Regions from separate parts of the Mus musculus genome. Here region 2 is linked to region 1. The links are chromatin loops, found by intact Hi-C in ENCODE. Cell type or tissue: gastrocnemius. All regions are shown on one strand. Links, peaks and the distances in the headings refer to the core of each region. The heading gives the core; the rest is flanking DNA.

Region 1 (10,304 bases), core at 1,106-9,105:
GATTCTAGAGAAAATGGAGATACTAACACACGGTCTGAGGAAGTCTGCCCAGGCTAGGGGTTTCGGCAGAGCCAGCTGGTGAAACCGGCTCACACACTGAACAGTCTAATTCTTTTCTCAGGAAAATCTAACCATTCATAAAAACTGTATGCATTTATAATGATGTAACAGTATCTAGGTGGGCGTGGTGACACGGGCCTTTTAATTCCAGCACCAGGAGAGCTGGGCGTGGTGGCACATGCCTCTAATCCCAGCACTTGGGAGGCAGAGGCAGGCGGATTTCTGAGTTCGAGGCCAGCCTGGTCTCCAGAGTGAGTTCCAGGACAGCCAGGGCTATACAGAGAAACCCTGTCTCGAAAAACCAAAAAAAAAAAAAAAAAAAAATTCCAGCACCCTGGAGGCAGAGGCAGGCAGATCTCTGAGTTGGAGACCAGCCTGGTGTATACAGTATTCCAGGGCAGTGAGAGCTACACAGTGAGACCCTGTCTCAAAACAAAGGGTAACAGTATCTAAAAGAACCAAATGCTTTCATTATACAACAAAAACCAGGGCAGTTGAGGCGGCTCAGTAGTAAAGCTGTTACTTGAGGTCATTGAAGGTCTGGACTGCTCCTCGCCTTCCACCTCCACCTCTAAGACCAGGCTGTTTTGGGGTGATATGGTGGGTCACAGTCGCCTCTAGAGATTCAAGCAACCCTGCCCACACCCTGGGATATTCATCACTTCTCCCATGAGTGAACAACCTTTCTCTGGGACTAATCCTTGTCAATATAGACAGCTGCAGAGCCTTAATTGTTTCAAAGAAACAAAGCAAACTCTACAGAATTGTTTAATAGGTCGCAGCGACCCTTGAGCTGTCCAGGCAGGGACCAGCCCTTGAGGCATTGAAGAAGCGTTTTCAAAACAAAACAAACAAACAAATAAAACCGGGAGGCTGAGTTCCTGTGAATTTTTTGGTCTTTCGTTTGAGGACTTTCCTTTATGGGAAAGATTTCTGCTGCTGAATGCCAGAGACTAGGGGAGTGCGAGTGGAGGGCAGCTCTGCTTTATTGGAGTCCCCATTCTTAGGGAGGAGAAAGGTCAAAGAGGGGGTGGAGTGGGGTGACGGGGAGCCGGAGGGTGTCACTTCGGAACCGGCTGGGGTTGCAGCAGCTGGATTGCTATGGATGTGACAGAGTAGAGATGGAAAGGATACTTTTAATCTCCAGCGGGCTAGAGACTCAGTGGACTCTGCCAAGGAGATGAAAAGAACTTCTAGCCCCAGATGACATACGAAGACATTGAGGCAAGGGGGCTCGCCCTAACAGTGAAAAGGAGTGGATAGGGTAAATCTCCCAGGCGCAGCCTCTTCCAACCCTATTCGGCTTCCAGTCCCATACCTCAACTGTTCTCATCGGAAGAAGGGGAGAAGCGCGAGCGTGCTGATCCGGGACCGAGCCCTGGGTCTCGCGACTCCATGCTGGCTTCCCTTGCTCCCCCGCTTTTCCCAGGCTACCCCCTGCACCTGAAGACCCTTCCCGGTGCAGGTCCGAAGCCGGAGCATCCAGAAAGCCCAGAGCCAACTCCCAACCCGAAGCCCTCCCTGCAGCGCGCGGCATTCCATTCCTCTCCGGGATGCGCCCCGCCGCGACCTCCCAGAGCACGCCCAACGTCGCCGAGCAGCGCTTTGGGATCTGGACTTCGGATTCCCAGTCGTCCCCCTCCCCCGTGAACCTCGCCCTCCGAGGGCCTCCTGGGCTGCGGGAAGGAATTGCGGGATCCTAGCCGGCCCCAGACTAGCTCGCGCCGCGCCGCGCTCAACTTCGGGGCGCAGACCGGTGCGGGCGGCAGCTGAGGGACCACGGCGCGGAACTGGTGCCCGCACCATTGTCGCCTGTAGAACAGGTGGCCAGGCGGGGACCCGGGTCCCTGATGTCTTGCAGCTCACCTCCCTTTCCAGCCTAGAACAGGGGCGCCCCGGATCCCAACGAGATCCCCCTGCCCGCTGCCCTGTCCCTGAGATCCAGGTACCTCCGGCTCCCGCGTCGGCGGGCGGCTACTGCGGCCCTGGAGGGCGGTGGCTTGAGCCCAGCGGACAGGAGCGCCGCCCCTCCAGCCCTGGGCGGGGTCTGGCGTTTCTGCCCCACGGGTCCCTCTCCGCCTGCAGCTAGTCCTGTCTAGAAATGGGGGTGGGCACGACCTGAGTCATCAATAGCCAGTAGCCAACAGGTGTGAGCCGCCTCCCGGCCACCCACACCTCACTAGTCACAATCCTATTCTAAACCTTCCGTTTCTCTCTCCAGCCCTTCTGCCCCAGAGCTAGCAATCCTCCTGCCTCAGCCTCCCAAGTCACTCCTCCAAGACAGGGATGAATCCCCTACCCATGGCTCTATTTTTTTCCATTTAACAGATGGAAAAAAAAATAAAAAGCCAGGCTCGAAGCGGTTTGGTTAATTACATAAATGTTGTGCAGTTGAGAAGGGGCGACATCTGAGACTTGAGTCATCCTGACGCCACTGCCCAGCAGCGTCTGTTCCAAGTACTCCTCACTCCCTGCTCTGGCCTGCTGTGACCCAAGGAAGGGCCGGGCCCACGGCATGGTGTTCCCTAGTGGCGATTTCCCCCGCCAGCTCTCCTCTCGGGCTAGATGCCAACGTGCCCTCGCTGCCTGCCCTGCTTCATCTCTCTCACCATACAAACCTGTGTCCAGGCCGCTGAGAAAATGGAAACACCCTATCCCAACCCTGAGAACAGCCTGGGTAAACAGGCTTTGTAAAAGCGAATCTGTGGAAAATTCTCACCCCTTCACCCCACTGCTGACAACTACCTAGCTCTTGGCTATGCCCACCCTTTCTCGTTTTCCAGGAGATCCCCAGCCTCCAGCTGCTAGCCGTTGCTGCTCCTGCCCCTCTTGCCTCTTCGCGGGCCATTCCCATTAGTGCTCATCACTCCCAGGTTTGATTTTTTTGGTTTGGCTTTGCCAGACTGCTTCTCATTCTAGCCCACGGCTTTCTTGTAAACCACAGTGGCCTCAAACTTGTGACAACCCCTCTGGCTTTCGCCTCCCAAATGCTGGGATAACAGACTTTGCTCATCTTAAAACTCAAACAAGGAGCCCTGCCAGCCGTGGTGGTGCATTTCTTTTCAATCCCTGCATTTGGGAGGCAGGCAGGTTTCTGAGAGTTCGAGGCCAGCCTGATTTATATAGAGCTTTTTAGGCCAAGCCAAGGCTACAGAGTATTGGATAATGAATGGTATTGTGTTGAAGACCCTTCCGCAGTTAAGAGCAATTGCTGCTCTTCACGGGGAGCCGAGTTGGATTCCTAAAGCCCACACCAGAAGGTTTACAATTGCCTGTAACTCCAGCTCCAGAGAATCTCACGTCTTCTTCCAGATTCTGAGGGTACCTGCACCCACACAGCTACACAGATGTACTCATAAGTAAAAAAAAAAAAAAACAAAACTTAATTCTTAGTGTGATGGATGCACACAGGTGCCGAGATACACTGTTCTTCAGATAAACTATATTAGCAGCGTTTCAGTGTCATGACCGCAGGCTGCCACTATAGGATCTTGAAGGGAGAGAGCCTTCGAATCCAGAAGCAAAGAAAGTTTTTCTTTTCTTTTTCTGTTTTTGTTTTTGTTTTGAGACAGGGTTTCTCTGTATAGCCCTGGATGTCTGGAGCTCACTCTGTAGACCAGGCTAGCCTCAAACTCAGAGATCTGCCTGCCTCTGCCTTCAGAGTGCAGGGATTCAAAATGTTGCATTTCTACTGCCCAGCTCAAGGGTTTTGTTGTTGTTGTTGTTGTTGTTTAATTTATTTTTAGTTTACGTGTGTGTGAGTGTTTTTTGTTTGTTTGTTTGTTTGTTTGTTGCATCCATTCATGTCTGTGTGCTATGTGCACTCCTAGGTCACACAGAGGCCAGAAGAGGGCACGAGACTCCCTGGAACTAGAGTTATAGATGGTTGTGAGCCACCACGTGGGTGCTGGAATTTAAATCCAGGTCCTCTGTAAGAACAGCAAGTGACTTAACCACTGGGACACCTCTTCAGTCCCCAAGGGGAACTTCTTATTGCTATGGGTTGGCTGGGGAGGAGGCCCGACTTAGTTTACACACTCTTACAGGATTTGGGGTGACTACCTGTCCTCCAGAAGCCAAATAAAATAGCCAAATTAGGTCTAGAGTAGTGGTTCTCAACCTGTGGGTCATGACTTCTTTGGGGGTTACATACCGTATATATTTTGCATATCAGATATTTACATTATAATTCATAACAGTGGCAAAATTATGGTTATGAAGTAACAGCAAGATAACTTTATGGTTGGGGGATTGCCACAAGGTGAGGAACTGTATTATAATAAAGAGCCACAGTGTTAGGACGGCTGAAAACCCCTAGTCTTGTGGAGCTTTTTGGGGATCCCGCTTGAGGGTTTTTTGTTTTTTGTTTTTTGTTTTTTCGAGACAGGTTTCTCTGTGTAGCCCTGGCTTTCCTGGAACTCACTTTGTAGACCAGGCTGGCCTCAAAGACAAAAATCCGCCTGCCTCTGCCTCCCAAGTGCTGGGATTAAAGACCTGCGCCACCAAGCCTGGCTCTGCTTGAGGTTTAATAATAAAGACACAGTGACATTCCTATAGTATTAGGTTGCTGGCCTTTTGCTGGGGCTAACTCTCAGCTAATCTAACTTAACCCAACTTCCCTGAACCCGTGTGCCTTCCAGTGGCTCTCACTCTCTGCCCACGGCCTCATTCCCCTCTCTAGCTTTGCCTCACCCGTCCCAGATCAGCCTCCAGCTCTTTATTCGAAAAAAATCAAACAACAAAACAAAACAAAACAAAACAAACAAAAACCTACATTCCAGTCTGAGCCAATCAGCCAATCAGCAGCAGGCAGTTTGGATCCACCTCTTAGAGTTGCCCTTTTGCAGGGAAGAGGGTTACGTGACTTCCTTCAAGGCAGCTTGGTTTCTTTTTTTTAAATCTGAAAATCTCCAAAGTCTTTTGGGCTAGCTGTAATAAGCATTTACATATAGAAACTGGTAATGAGTCATAGACAGGACAATACCAAATATCGTGCCAGCAAGGTGGGCTCTGCGACCATTTGGCTCTTGCCAGCACAGCAATTAACAACTGAAAACACAGGGACACACTTGCCACCATTTGATACAGTGTGTGGGGGAGGGGCAACCAACAGTTTAGAGAGATAAGCAAGCAGTTAAGAGTGAGTCCTGCCCGGCTTTGCCCAGCTGGAGATGGCTCAGAGGTTAAGAGCACTGGTTGCTGTTCTTCCTGAGTTCCACAGCTCACAGGACAACTCACGATTGTCTGTAAATCCAGGATCCAACATGCCCATACAGACATGCATGCAGGCAAGACACCGATGCACATAAACTTTAAAAATAAATAAGTTGCCGGGCATGGTGGTGCACGCCTTTAATTCCAGCACTTGGGAGGCAGAGGCAGGCAGATTTCTGAGTTTGAGGCCAGCCTGGTCTACAAAGTGAGTTCCAGGACAGCCAGGGCTATACAGAGAAACCCTGTCTCGAAAAACCAAAATAAATAAATAAATAAATAAATAAATAAATAAATAACGAGAGAGAGAGAGAGAGAGAGGGAGAGAGAGAGAGAGAGAAGCTGCTCCCAGAGTTTGGTCTCTGTTCCCAGCACCCACGTTAACAACTTCAGCTCGAAGGGAATAGTGTGCCCTCTACTGGCCAACACAGGCACCTGCACCTATATGCACTGCCACATGCAGTATGAAAGTATGCCTTCCTATCTGTGTGTGAGGAGTTCAAGAAGGCCAGGGACTTTAGGTCCTCTAGAGCTGGAGTTACAGGAGGTTGCAAGGCACCTGAAGTGTGTGGTACAAACCAAGTTCAAGTCCTCTGGAAGACTGGTGTGTGCTTTTTAACTGCTGAGTCATCACTCCAGCACCAAGAAAAATCTTAGAACAGCCAAATTACCAGTGAAGAGCAGAAAAGGGGATTTATTCAGTGTGACCACTTTGGGAACAGGAATGAAGAGATGCAATTATCCCCCTCCCTCACAATCCATCTTCAGGGTTCTGAAGTGAAGTTGAGCATTAAGAAAGAGCCAGAGTTATGCTAACCTCAGCAGTTGTCAGTCACTGACCATCTGGTCTTTTCGTAAGGTGGGCCACAGGTGGTAACTCTCTGGGAGAAAAGTTTCCCTCTGGCTGCCCTTGGCTCAAAACTTTCTCCTCATCCAGCACAGGTTTCCTGGGAAGAATTAGTTTCTGTTTCTGAATTTTCACTGTTTTAATAGTCTGAATGCCAAAGTGTCCTTTTAGGAAGGCTTCATCTTTGCCCCGCTTGTTATGCCTGGAGTTACCAGGCTGGAACGCACTAGCTAAAGTAATTATAATTCCGGATGCCCTTAGGCCTGGGTTGAGGGTGGGGAAGTAGACTGGAAGGCCGGAGTAGACTGGCTTATCAATTTATCAACTTTCTCTGCCACAGGAGAATGGTTGGGGAGCCGGGGAAGGGGTGCATGGGCAGCCACAGGGTCTGTAACCTAACTCCCGCAGAGTGAATGGTTAAAGTTTACCTGTGCTCCTGCAGGGAACAAACCTGCTTTGGGAGCCTTGGGAAGGCCTGGACGAGATACCATCATAGCAAACCTGGAAGCAAGTGGGACTGAGGGCAAGCACCTGGAATAAACCACCCAGCTGCCCAAGTGTTTCCAGGGTGAACGAGAGAACTGGAAAGGACTCTTTCTGGGGGACACCAGGACCTGAGAGGAGACAGAGAAGAACGCATCTGTAGAGGGGCCAAAACCTCGGTTGTAAAAACCATCTAAAGTTCCATCTATACTCTCCTGGGGCCTGAGGGAGGTTTTCCAAAGCCAAGAAGGAAGTGAATAAGTTTTCAGAAGCTGCAGGGGCTTCCTGGTAGAGCTTGCTTAGCCCTGGCAAAGGTTTGGCCCCCCTGGGTCTAGCCCCAGCACTGCAAAGGGAACAGGAAGTTAGGTCAGATCCCCTGCCTTGGGGGGCTAAGAGGATTCTGATCTTCAAGAGTCAGCGTTCTCACCAAGGAGGAAGTCCTCAGTGTGAGGCAGAGGGTGAGAAGAGCAAGCCATTGGGAAGCACGGGCCTCAGCGATGGAGAGCAGGCATGAGTCCTAGGTTCAAACCCCAGCCCTGTATAAAACCAAGTGTGGTGGTGGCGCCCACCTTCAAACTCAGCATTTGAGGAATGGAGGCAGGAGAATCAAAAGTTAAAGGTCATCCTAGGCTACATAGTGAATTCCAGGCTAGCCTGGGCTACATAAGCCTGGCTCATAAAAACAAATCAAGCCGGGCGTGGTGGCGCTCACCTTTAATCCTAGCACTCGGGAGGCAGAGGCAGGCGGATTTCTAAGTTCGAGGCCAGCCTGGTCTACAGAGTGAGTTCCAGGACAGCCAGGGCTACACAGAGAAACCCTGTCTCAAAAAATAATAAATAAATAAATAAATAAATAAATAAATAAATAAAAACAAATCAGAGCTGGAGAGATGGCTCAGGGGTGAAGAGCACTTGCTAGAAGCTACATCCCTGTAGTTGGTATAACAAAAATTATATTTAATTATGCTGAGGTCATCCCACAAAGTTCATAGCCCTTTAAGTTCCTTACTATGACCCTAAGCCTAATTCCCCAAAGCTGTGACATATCTTACCTGAAGGTCAGGCCCAGTTTCTGTCTCTGATTCGCAGGTGAGGATCCTGGGGAAGACTCTGCATCTGCAGAAGAAGGCGTGGTCTCCAGATGTGCAGAGCAGAGAGCATTGCTCGTGGTCTCTGCTTAGCTTACATACTGCCCAGTGGGCATCATGGGGTTCTAGGACTGTGTCAGGTTATTCTGAGTGTGTAATGTCATTTGGTTCTGGTTATCAGGTGCAGCCTTGGGTTGTAATGGGGTTCCTAACTAAGGTATTTTTACATGTCTAAAAGGCATTTTCTTTAAAGGTTCTACATTTTATTACTGGATAAACATCCTAATTTCAGACATGAGCAAGTTTCCAGGTTAAAAATGTTGAAATCTGCTGGGTGGTGGTGGTGCACGCCTTTAATCCCAGCACTTGGGAGGCAGAGGCAGGTGGGTTTCTGAGTTCGAGGCCAGCCTGGTCTACAGAGTGAGTTCCAGGACAGTCAGGGCTGTATAGAGAAACCCTGTCTCATAAAACCATAAAAAAAAAAAGTTGAAATCCATCTGGTAGCACTGAACAATGAACACAAACCATTCCGTCTAAACCCTCAGTCTTGCCCTAGTGTGAATCCTTACAGACCCAGCTCCACTCTCCTCCAGTGTCTTCTCTTAGAGTTGTACCCGATTTTGTCACCAGTTTTCATCTGGGTCCACTGAGGAATAGGGCGATTTTGCTTTTGTTTCTTGGCCAGGCATCGCTTGATTCTGAAAGTCTTGTGAGAAGAAGACGTGGCAGGAAGCCAAATCAGGCGCAGTGGGGGAAAGGAGAAGAGCTAAAAGGCTTTTTCTTTTTTTCTTTTACTATGCTCGTTATGTTTCTTCCCCTGGTCCTCGCGGTCTGCGCGGCACCAATGCAGACAACACGTAAGAGTTCTTAGCATTATAGTTTCACAGAAAATCGCAAATTTGGACCAGAACAGGAAAAGGAGAAAGCATACCGCGAACATTCCAAGCACTGATAGACAAATAAATGTACGGAGAGAAATCTCAGGCAACAAAGCATGCAATTATTGAGGAAAATGGTCGGAACAAGGTGGACTCCTGTCTACTGGGGTGTATCACAGGGGCTTGCCATGATTTCTAGGGCCTAGGCATATTTCCTGAAATATGTGTTTTCTCTAGGGTTGGGATGCACCGAGCTGAAAAACACATTCAGAAATAAAAGGTAACTCACTCAGTCTCAAACAAAAATGTTGTAGAGGCATAGCAGGGTCGAAGCCGCAGGATTTTGGGGATGAGCCGACCAGAACCTGATCAGAGCCAAGCAGGAGCACCTGGGACATGGCTGTGGGCTGAATAGTTCTTCTTTTATTAATGAAAAGAACACCTGACAGTCCAGTGAGCGTCATCATTAGCGTCCAATGTCTTAGTTTTGTGGATACTAATATTATGGGAAGCCGAATGATGGATATAGGGCATCCAGGAGTCTAATGAATCTCCAGAGGCATCCATCTTGGGTCTGAGACTAATGTACACACGCCATCTTTTCTGGCAAAAATGGAATTTATTTGGTGGAGTAGAAGAAAGCATTGTATTGGAATACTTACGATGTTTCTGGCTTGCGGTATCACCCTGGAGACAAAACATGTCCTGAAGAAGTTTCTCCAATCCTGGTTTTTACAGAAACGTCTGCCAGAATCATGCCTAGCTGGGTTTGTTCCTTCTGGTGCGATAGTAATCTCTGGAGCCTCTTGTCATAGTTCTTCCTGAAATGAAGTTTGTTAAACAAGGCCCAAATAATCATAAGGAGTTTGTATGCCAATATGATATATACAAAAAGCCCAAATCTCTCCTTTATCCAGTGGAACAAGTTCTATGTGGGCAAACAAGTATAATCAAATTTAACACCCTACCAATCATATCAAATAAAGAACATTTTTTTTTAAAGCTTGTTAACTTTATGGGAATAGAAAATAGTGTGTGCCCCGAATACAGCTGAGAAGTGTTAGATTCTGTCTGTCCTTCCAGGGTCTTGATATCCCTACTGCTCTGATAATCTGTTGGCTGTAGTTGTGGTACATTAGAGAAGAGAGCAGTGGAAATTTCATTAGTGGCTTTCCTAACTGTTCCTAGCAAGTCATCTTTGTGTTCCCTGTTATATAGGGTACCTGAGTCAAAAATATGTCTTTGGGTGCTGGAGAAATGGCTCAGCAGTTAATAGCACTGACTCTTCTTCCTGAGGTCCTGAGTTCAATTTCCAGAAACTACATGGCGGCTCACAACCATCTGTAATGGGATCCAATGCTCTCTTCTGGCGTGTCTGAAGACAGCTACAGTGTACTCACATACATAAAAATAAATAAAAATCTTTTTTTAATAAATAAAAATCTTTTTTAAAAAGTCTCTGTTCAAAGGTTAGGGTAGAGAGAGTGGCTGGGCATATCTACCTGTTCTGAGAAATGAGCTCTCACTCCAGGAAAATTCTATATAGCCACACAACCAGGTTCTACAGAATAAAAGGTGGAGTCTCAGGTGTTCATGGCGAAGTTATAGATGTCACCCATGACGCTGAAGGCCTTCATGGGACAAGCAGAGGAGACTCTAGTGCCAGGGTCTATGAGTTGGTTGGAAGGGTATTCGGAGCTCACTGGACAGAGGGTGGGGAGTCACAAAAAAAAAAAA
Region 2 (10,304 bases), core at 1,039-9,038, 45 kb after region 1:
ATGATCATGAAGAAGCGTCCTAGTAGCTGGGTGTCTCAGTTTCCTCAACCATTAGACACAGCTACCTGTACTGTCTCCTCTCTGTACTGTCTCCTCTCAGATCTGCTGCAGGCAGTGCGGTGTGTGTGTGTGTGTGTGTGTGTGTGAGAGAGAGAGAGAGAGAGAGAGAGAGAGAGAGAGAGAGAGAGAGAAAACCTGTGTACTTGTCTCCTCTGTGCTGGGAGCTGAGCTCTGCCCACCATGTCTCTCAGTTGCCCATTCTTTCCCAGTAGAATTTTATGTCTGCGGAGGGTTAATGCAGGCAGCCTTTCCTTCCTCTTTAGCAGCTCGAAGTAGCAATTTGTGGCCAGTAAGAGGCAAAGGGGAAGAAGCCAGGATTGCGAATTCACTTGTCTCCCTTCTCCCTGCCAGGAGTTGCCAACTCCATGGCTGGAATTAGGGAAGCCATGTTGAGGGCAAGTGGATGCAAGCCACACCATGATCTTGGCTGAGATGGGGAACAGGGGCCTGGTTCCTGAGGCCATTGTGGTAGGAGATGTTTACCACATGGTATCTTGATGCTGCTTCCTGTTGTTACAGCAACTGAACACAAAGTTACTTTTTTCCCCCTTTCTACATTTTGAGACAAGCCTCATGTAGCCCATGCCTTCAAACTGACCATGTAGTTCAGGATAACCCCAAGCATCTGAGCTTCCTGCTTCCACCTCCTGAGTGCTAGCACCATGGTATTTCAGGTGTGGACCATCAATGCCCAGTTTATGCTGTGCTGGGAGTCAAACCCAGGGCCTTGTACAAGCTAGTCAAACACTTTACCAATGGAGCCAACTCCCGAGTCCCATGAGCTGGAAGGTCTCCACCTCTGTGGGATCTCCCCGGGGTGGGGGTGGGGTCCACCAATAGTCGCTCACTGTCCTGCATTTGAAGCTTTTCTCATCCGGCTCTGGGGTGCCTCATTGATAGACTGTCTACCCCTTCTGTGGCTGGTCCTTCTCTTTCTGTAGCTGCTTCTTCCTCATCTGACCTCTTGCTTTGTATTGGTGGGTCCTAGCCCTGGGTGGTCCCAGTCTCTTGTCCTTGAAAGCCAGCTCTACCCTGATAGCTCGCATGGGCCTCTGTAATGCTGCCCTCTGAACCCCTGACAGAGACAGACACATCTGTAACCAGAACCCTCCATTTCTTGCCCTAGCTCCTCCACCTGCCCCATGCCAACCACTCAGCCTAGCAGGCCCTTGACCTCTTCATCCCTCATTTACACTTTCCAGCAAACCACTCCACCATTATCAGGGTTCAGCCTCAGCTCTCTATCTTCCAGTCTTTACAGACTGGCTCTTCTTCCCTGGATATTCACCACGGTCACTGGGAGAACCATAGTAGTATGTGGGGAAGAGGCCAGGGAGGAGGCAACACTGGCTCTGGCAAGCTGAGGGCCCATTCATAGAGTCTCTGACAGGAACAACCCAGCTTGGTGTGAATGCTGAGTAATGATGGTCACCAGTCATGGGTGGCCACACTAGTAGGGACTTTCCAAGTACATCGAAGCCTGCTGAGGTACAGGAAATGCCCGTCAACTCCCAGGGGATACAGACAAGGGCTGCTGGAGTCCCGTCAGGTACAGGAGTTCCTCAGTTGAGGTTTGTGTTCAGGGGCTGGGGAGTGGGATATGACTCACCTTGGGGAAGGAAGCCATATTGGTACAGGGGTGGGAAGGGTTCCAGAGCCCAGATTCAGCACCAGGCCCTGGTTTAACAAGACCAGTCCCATCCTTTCTAGACAGTGCCCCTATGTCACCTTAGCTGTCTTAGTAGGAGTAGCAGAGATGTCAACCAAGCACAGGGGATCAGAGAAGAGCCATTTGTGTGTCTGCTGGATAGTATGTGCTTGGCTGGCAACAGATGTTAGTTACTGTTGTTTTATAAAAATATAGGGAGAGAGAATATACTTGGTGGATGTGCAGGGGAAAGGGGTGTCTCTGAGAGCCCATGCTGAGGCATCCCTTCTCCCTGAGGGACCAGTCACACGGACTATATAGTTTAGAATAGAGTTTATTCAGGGCATGGGAAGCAGAGCTGAGAGGGTAATAAAGACAGAGAAAGGGGGGGGGGCGGAGAGAGAGAGAGAGAGAGAGAGAGAGAGAGAGAGAGGCCGGCCATGAGCACATGGAGAGGGGGGAAGGGAACGGGGAGAGGGGGAGCAGGAGGGAAGAGGACAGAGCAAGAAGGCAAGAGAGAAAGAGAGGAGGGGCAAGGAGCCCCTTTTATACTGAGTCAGGCACTTTCTGGCTGTTGCCAGGTAACTGGGGGGCGGAGCCTAGACAAAATGCTAACAGCTGTAACCACTGAGTTTCTACAGCAGGTGAAACACAGGCCTGGGCTATGTACCTGAACCACATACAAAAGGGGCAAACTGGGCCAGAAAAGCACAGTCTCTATAGTGCACCCACAGGCCTCAGGATCCAGCCTGTCCCCACTGAAGGCTGTCATCTCTGCTCCCCTGAGACGAAAGTCAGGAGTAGGGTGGGGAAGGGAAAGCCTGTTGGCAAAGGTGAACCCGTGTCCCGAGGAAAGGATGACAGAATGATGACAGCCGTACCAGCAGCCCAGCATAGCCTCAGTGTCTGCCGTCATCCCTGTGGCTCCTCCCAACAGAGCAGTGACTCAGGATCTTCAGTGTGCTAACAGGACAGACGGACCACCTTGTCCCCAGGCACTTAGGTTTTAAGTCAGAGACAAGCTGGGAGGCTGCGCTCCATCCCAGGAGGCCTGTGTCAAACTGGCTAGGGATCAGAAGGGTCAAGGGGCCTCAGAGCGGGGGCCTGGAAGTTCTGACCACAGCGAGGGTTGATGGGGAGAGATGGCAGGGGCTAGAGAGACCGTAGGCACAGTGTCCTGGTAGCCTGGGGTTGCAGGTAGGTTTTGACAGAGATGGTAAGGAGGTTGACTTCAGCTTGGCTGCAAATATAGAAAAGTGCATGTGTAAGGTGCTCTGCCAGCTTCCAGGGGGTGAGTGGGCCTTGCCCAGTGCCTGTTAAGTTTCATCACCCCAGCTGGGGGGGCCTCAGAGTCCCTGGAACTGGAGGCACAGTCCCCTAGAGTTGTACCCTAGGTGACATCTCCCTCCTTTTGCACTCCTTTGGATCTCAGTGGAATTGAAGTGCACAGGGAGACAGACCCCTTACTGGCTGGCACTCACTTCTCTGTGTTGTTTTGGGACGGGGCCTCTCTGTGTGGTCGTGGCTGTCCCGGAACTGATGTAGACCAGGCTGGCCTCAAAGGTGCGAGGCATGAATGAGGTGTGTGTGTGAAATGCACACGTTGCAGGCAGAAGGGGCATGCAATGCTTTGCAGTTGGAGTTGTCAGCCAACTAATGTGGGTGCTGAGAACAGAACTCAGGCCCTCTCCAAGAGCAGCAAGAGCGCTTAACAGCAGAGCCGTCTCTCTAGCCCTCCCAGGGTTACTTTAAAACACTGCATCTTAACCAAGAGTTCTGGAGAAAATGCTGCTTGCCAAAGCCACTCTCCAGGGCTTCTCTGCCAGCCCTCTCTGCACAAAGGCTCCAGGAGAGGTAACCTGGCTCTCTGGGCTTCACACCCAACAGTGGCTGCTCTCAGAAACACCTCCCACAGCCCCAGACCCAGCCTTCGACGGGTTCCCAGCAGCTTCTGCCATGGGGTTCCTCTGTCTATTCTAGACCTTGAATGATAGGCAAGCGCTCTGCTGCGGGGCCACGTTCTTTCTTATTTATTTATTTACTGTTTGTGTTTTGCCTGCATGTATGTGTGGATACCATGGGCATGTAGTGCCCACGGAAGCCAGAAGAGGGTGCTGGCTTTCTTGGAACTGTAGCTACCAGGTAGGTGATCAGAATTGAACCCGTCTTCTTAACCCCTGAGCCATCTCTTCAGTTGTCTTCAGATTTTTTTTTTTTAAGAATTACTTATTTATTGTATAGGAGCACACCTTAACAATCTTCAGACACACCAGAAACGGGCACCAGATCCCATTACAGATGGTTGTGAGCCACTATGTGGCTGCTGGGAACTGAACTCAGGACCTCTGGAAGAGCAGTCAGTGCCCTTTTTCTTTTCTTTTCTTTTTAAAGATTTATTTATTTATTATAAGTAAGTATACTGTAGCTGTCTTCAGGCACACCAAAAGAGGGCGTCAGATCTTATTACGGATGGTTGTGGGCCACAACTAGCTTTAAAGGGCTGGAGAGACAGCTCAGAAGCTAAGAGCACTGGCTGCTCTTCCAGAAGTCCTGAGTTCAATTTCCAGCAACCACAAGGTGGCTCAAAACCACCTGTAATGGGATCTGATGCCCTCTTCTGGCATGCAGGTGTACAGGCAGATAGAACACTCATACATAAAGTAAATAAAATAAGTAAATAAATAATGGAGAAACAAAACAAACAAAAGAACTCTAAATCCAACCAGCTTTATAAATGTTGGTATGGTGATGGAACCTAAGGGTTTTCACTGCTGAGCCACAGCCTCTCACTGCACTTCCCACCCCCTCAGCTATCACAGACAGGGACTCCAGACAGGCAGTGCTGGCCATCAGCTGAGTGGACTGCTGCACAGCCCTGTGTCCTCACTGCACACACATCTGGACATGCTAAGACACCCTGAAGCTTCTGCCCAGTAAGGAGGCGCCAGGCTTGGGGAGAGATCAGCACACTGGGGCAGAGGTCCAGGTGCGTGGGATCTGCCAGATAGTGCTCACAGGGCACATGGGGATGCACACAGGGCTCACTCTGGATGGGGTTTGGACAGATCTCTCTGCTACTAAGTTAGTATTGATGCTACAGTGTGTGCCGCCATGCCGGCTCCGGTGTGCTGGGGAAGGCTGGCTGCCAGTGTCACAGGAGCCTCCTCCCCTCCCAGAGGCACCAGTCTCTGTGTTGTGATGATGGCATCTGTCAGTCCCACCTGTAGGTACCATGGGTGTGACCAGCGAGTGGGAGCGGCAGTCACCCAGTGCCCGCTGTACAGTGATACAAAGGCTCTTGAGGAATGACAACACAGGCAACCGTCTGCTGTGCTGTGTGTTATATTTAGAAGTCTACAAATCAGACCTTTTAAGAAAGTCACAAAATAGTCATCTGAAATCACATTTTTGGTTCATCAAATTCCAAATATATTTTACTGCGCTGAACAATATATTCTGGAGCTGTCTAAAACACAGCCAAATGACTTTATTGATTTACATCTATCCTGTAACTTTTGGAATATCAAGGACAAGATAAAAAAATATTAACAAAACTACCCAATTATAATCGCCCTCTCCCTGGCTGAGCTTCGTCCTGAAGCCGCACTGCTGTCCTTCTCAGCCTGAGCTCCTGGTACTGCTGACTTCCGAGTGCATTGGGAGCCCTGGGGTGGCCCCATCTTCCTCTCACAGGGCAGCGACACCCTGTTTACTCCCAGGTCGCAGTGAACGCCCTTGGCATCATAGAAGCTCAGGTCTGTTAAAGGAACTGACTGGGGGACACTTTTAAGAGTAGAGAATGTACAAAATAACTTACAGAGTGACAGATGGCTTTAAGTGTGTGTTGTGTGGGGACACACACGAAGCAATCTGTCAGCAAGGGGCTGGGCACTTCTGGTCTTGCTGTTTTTGTTGTTTTGCTCCTTTGCAGTGAGAAGTAAGTGCTGGGGATTGATTTCCGGGCCCAGTCAACACCAGCCTGGAGAGAGGTGGGAGGAGCCTGCAGCTCTGGCTTCCAGTTCTTGGAACTAAAGATGCCCCAAAGATAAAGCAAGGACACAAGGAGCTAATTTAAATCAGAAATGAAAGCAAAATCCCACCTACATAGAAATGGGGATGTCTCAAAGGAAACATGGACACTCAGAAATGTGCAGGTGCCTCGCCAACTAGTAGAGCCTGCCCACAAAGCAGCTGGGGCATTGGCGCAGCCAGATGTGGTCTCAGGTCCATCTGAAGTGGAGTTTTACCAGGTTGGACAGCCTGGCACCAGGATTAAGAACCGTAGCGATCCTAGAGAGAACCAGACCAACATTTACTACCGATACACTGCATCTGTGTCCTGCCATGCACACAGCGTGCGATTGCTGTTGATGAGGGACACCTGGCTCTTGGCACTGGCCACAGACTCTGCATAAAGAGCAGCTGTGTGGTGCCAGCACTGCCTCAGCCTCTCCATGGCTAGGAGGGCAAGTGGGGCCTGGAGACCTGCCCGGGATCACACCTTGTGAGAGCTGCCAGGATTACAACTTGTGAGGGGTGCCCAAGGCCTAGGGCTCCCAGGCTGGACTAAGGATTGCAAAGCAGGGGCCCAGGCCGGAGCCTGGGGCCATGTCCTGAGCTGTCCAGGGAGCACGTGTGATGGGATCCTGAGGGATCTGTCTGAAGTCCCTGCTCATTTAGCAGAGGTTCAATGGCTGCCTCTGCTTCTTCATTTATAAATGGAGACACAAGCAGGATGATTCTTAAATACAGGAAGGCCACACCCACAAAACAGGAATACTACCTTCCAGCCAACAGGCCCTTAAGGGAGGGAGGAGGGAGGAGAGAAGAGGGAGGAAGAAGGGAGGGAGGAGAGCTCCCAGCCTCTGCAGTTTTAGGTTTTCTTCTCCCTCGCATTCCCAACAAGGCCACAGCAGGGTTGGTCTGCAGACTAGAAGCCTCCATGGACCCATAAGTTGCAATGTCAATTCAGTCAACACCTCAGGGTCACATTTCATCCTAATAGAATGCGTCTAAAATGACTTTACACAACCAAGAAGATTCCCGAAGCAAGCTGTTCATACAATCTGAGACAGCCTCCTTGTCATAAACAGGCTTCCCCTTCTTGTATATGAACTGAATTAAGTCTAACACAGAAAGACAAGTATTTCTACAGATACATAAAAAGATGTGGCTGAGCAGTTGATGGCACATGCCTTTAATCCCAAATCCCAGTACTTGGGAGGCAGAGGCAGGCAGATTTCTGAGTTCGAGGCCAGCCTGTTCTCCAGAGTGAGTTCCAGGACAGCCAGGGCTACACAGAGAAACCCTGTCTTAAAAAACCAAACCAAACCAAACCAAACCAAAAACAGATGTCTGTGTATACAGTGTAAAGCAGAAGAGAAACTGTCTAAGGCAGTAAGGGGTGGGGGTGAAGGGCAGAGGTGTGGAAGAGCTATGCATCAAGTCAGTTCTATACATCATGAAATGTCCTTCGGTGACCAGGACCATGTACGAGGAGTACACACTAATAAATAAAGCTTGGAGATCAGAGTGCAGTGCAGTTCCACTGGGGGGAACAAGCAGCTTCCATGGGCACATTTCCACTCCACAGAAAATGGCTTCTGGAGAATTCCAGAGTCGCCTAGAACATGTCACTGACAAAAAGAACAGGCAGTCACAGAATAGAACTCCCTATTCATTTAAAAAAAAATCTATGCAGCCAGGAATGGCGGTGCACACACCTGGAATCCCAGTACCCAGGAGGGCAAAGAGCTCTGTGAGTGATGGGTTAACCTGTCACAAAGCCAGTTCCAAACCAGCTAGGATGCATAGTGAGACCCTGCTTCAAAGAAAATGCTGGGCACGGTGCTGCATGCCTTTAATCACAGCACTCAGGAGGCAGAGCCATGGAATCTCTACATAGTAAGCTACAGGTCAGCCAAGATTACACAGAGAGACCCTGACTGGGGGTTGGGGGGTAAAACAAGACAGCAGAATGCTACAAGGGTTCTCCCAGAACAGGGAGGTAGTGGGTGGTGTCCGCATCTTCTGTGGAGCCGAGAGATGGCTTTGTAGTTTTGAGCACTTATTGCTCTTGCAGGAGACCTGGCTTCAATTCCCAGCACCCACATGGCAGCTCACCACCACCTATAACTACAGTTCTGGGGACTTAATCCCTTCTGTGAGGCCAGGCATGCATACATATGTACACACATGCAGGCAAAAACACTCATATCAATAAAACAAAATAAATGAATCTAAATTTTTTAAAACAGAATTCTCCAGAAATATACGAACTCCAGTAGGAACTTAGAAAAACACTGTCAGGTGTTGGTGGTGCACGCCTTTAATCCCAGCACTTGGGAGGCAGAGGCAGGTGTATTTCTGAGTTTGAGGCCAGCCTGGTCTACAGAGTGAGTTCCAGGACAGCCAGGGCTACACAGAGAAACCCTGTCTCAAAACAAACAAACAAACAAACAAACAAACAAACAAACAAGAAAGCACTGTCCTGAGGCAGGGTCTCAGCCCAGACAAGCCTTGAACTCATGATCTTCCTGCCTCAGCCCCCAGTGGCTGTGATTATAGACAATATTACAGTGTACTTCACCGTGCCAGGCTTTCATGATGCCTGGTCCGCTCTGCAGCACAGCTCCCGAGCTCCCAGCGGCAGCTCCAGGACCCCAGGAGCTCCAGCATTGCCTCACTCACCTGAATGGACGTCATGACCCCATTGGCGAAGACGGAAAGTTTTCCAGCAACGGAGCGCACACCTTGCTTGAACTGCGCCATGTCTGGGGCATTGGGCAGCACATTGGAAAGGTTGTAGTTTCCTGCACACAGAAAGATGTCAGCTTGCCCCTCTTCTAAGGACATGTGCAGCCCAGTGAACCCACCCTACTCTCTTGCCTCCTTCCAGGCATCAGTTGTGTCCAGAGAGAGGGACCTTGCAGTAGGGCAGTGGCAAGTATTGGTCACAACACACAGTTCCTTCAGCCACCACAGCAAGGGGAACAAGGGACTCTGTCCAGTGACTCTAAAGGCTCAAACTGGAATCAGGCATATCACCATGTCCAACACTGGCCATGGGTTACTGGAGGTATTGGGAAGGGCAGCAGGCAGGCTCCATTCATTCTCTGTACATTCACTCATTCATTCAACAGACACATGCAAGGGCTCTGTCAAGTGCCAAGGGCACAGAAAGAGAAGATGGGTGCTCCCCATGAAAGAACTGTTGTAGTCAGGTCACCAGGTGCCTTACTCCTGACGTTGAGTGAGGCACAAGCACGTAAAGGCCTGAGGTGTGCACACAGGCTCAGGGCAGCCAGAGGGGAGAACTAGGGAGGTCAAAGGAGCCAGGCTGAAAGCTGATGACTGGGCACAAGGACAGGACATCGGACCAAGGACAGGGCTCTAGCACATGGGTTGAACTTCCAGAGAAGAGGGGGGCATGGGGGCAGCCAAGATGAGGAAATGACAGAGAGCAAACAATCAGAAAGGCCTGGAACCATGGGAGGGGCTTGCAGACAAGGAGCCTGGGCAACAATCCAGCACTCAGGGCTGCCCCTCCCCTTCCAGGGGAGACATGGATCTTCTTTAACATTATGAGCCAAATTCTCAGAAGTGAGGCCAATCAAGAGAAAAGCCTATGGCTTTACAAATGGCGAATGTCACAGGGTTCAAAACACTGGCAGGTACTTGTCTGAGACAGGCACCGCAGCCTCTGATGTGCTAAAATCATAGGTCAGTGAGTGAGCTAGAATCTGGCCCTCAGGGTGCTGCCACCTGAGAGCGTGGGTAAGGAGCTTGCAGGCAAAGGTCTAAGAACACGCTGAGCCTGGAGCTGCAGGCCCGCATGCCCACATGCTCACACAGGCTGCACGCCTGGCCCCTGAGCCAACTTTGCACGGAGGCAGCTCAGCAAGAGGGTGGTTCAGGATGTGGGGCCATAGCTTACGGTACACTGGAACAATCTGTCCTTGAAAGAGACACTGGGCAGGGGGAGGGCAGTTGGGGAGATGGCTCTCTGGATAAAGAACTCATCAAGTGTGAGGAGGGGTTCGGATCATAGCCCATGATGGGCGTGGCAGCCCACCTGTAATTCCAGATTGAAGGGAGGAGACTGCAGATCTCCCAGAGCAACCTGCCAGTTAGACTAGTCCGATCTGTGAGCTCTGGGTTCAATTAAGAGACCTGCCTTAAAGAATGGAGAGTGGAGAGTGAAGGGGGAAGATTCCCACCAGTCTCTGTCCTCCACGTGCACAGGTACGCGCACACACACATATACACATACATACAACACACTCTTACATGCTAAAAGCACCAAGGGATAAGCGGGGAAGTGGGAAATAGCCTTTCCCTAACATGGCTGTCACTCTTTCCCCTACTCTCGCATCTGGGGCCCTGAGCACTCTATCCTTCCCACACAGGGCCCAGTCCACAGCCCACACACTCTCTGGCCCTGCTGCGCTGGTGGCTCTGATGATCTCCGAGCTCCCCACTCAGTCTTTCAACCTTCTCTGGCAGACACCAGCCCTGAGTACCATGCACGATGTCTAGCACGCCTCATAGAGCATCTACTTCCCAGGAAGCACACATGGGCCATGAACCCCAGCCT

The links. Peaks named below come from ENCODE experiments on the same cell type or tissue, not always from the same donor. Only the 100,000 strongest peaks of a DNase experiment are listed, where the experiment ranks them.
Region 2: it touches region 1 in a loop (2.0-fold over the local background); 5 of 42 quality-filtered maps call a loop at or near these places.

Annotation. Positions count from the first base shown.
Region 1 is chr15:83,249,691-83,259,994 of GRCm38, forward strand. It overlaps A4galt (alpha 1,4-galactosyltransferase), which reads right to left and starts at 2,039. Exons shown (of 3, transcript NM_001004150.4): 1 at 2,010-2,039. It overlaps Gm32886, which reads right to left and starts at 8,629. Exons shown (of 2, transcript XM_006521645.2): 1 at 8,621-8,629; 2 at 8,127-8,455. The coding sequence starts at 8,629. The coding sequence ends at 8,255. Gm41367 (a long non-coding RNA gene) reads right to left here and starts at 8,074. Exons shown (of 2, transcript XR_875507.1): 1 at 7,654-8,074; 2 at 5,939-6,732. C130064B19Rik (a long non-coding RNA gene) reads right to left here and starts at 9,856. Exons shown (of 2, transcript XR_384279.3): 1 at 9,791-9,856; 2 at 8,969-9,388. In gastrocnemius, for the core only: a CTCF peak has its summit at 5,726 (motif pointing left); a DNase peak (open chromatin) is centred at 8,420; H3K4me3 peaks cover 1,665 bases; H3K27ac peaks cover 1,958 bases.
Region 2 is chr15:83,294,705-83,305,008 of GRCm38, forward strand. It overlaps Arfgap3 (ADP-ribosylation factor GTPase activating protein 3), which reads right to left. Exons shown (of 16, transcript NM_001357756.1): 15 at 8,399-8,520; 16 at 5,036-5,998. The coding sequence ends at 5,981. Gm32788 (a long non-coding RNA gene) reads right to left here and starts at 2,082. Exons shown (of 4, transcript XR_384278.4): 1 at 1-2,082. In gastrocnemius, for the core only: CTCF peaks have their summits at 3,795 (motif pointing right) and 4,323 (motif pointing left); no DNase peak of the experiment used is centred there; H3K27ac peaks cover 2,719 bases.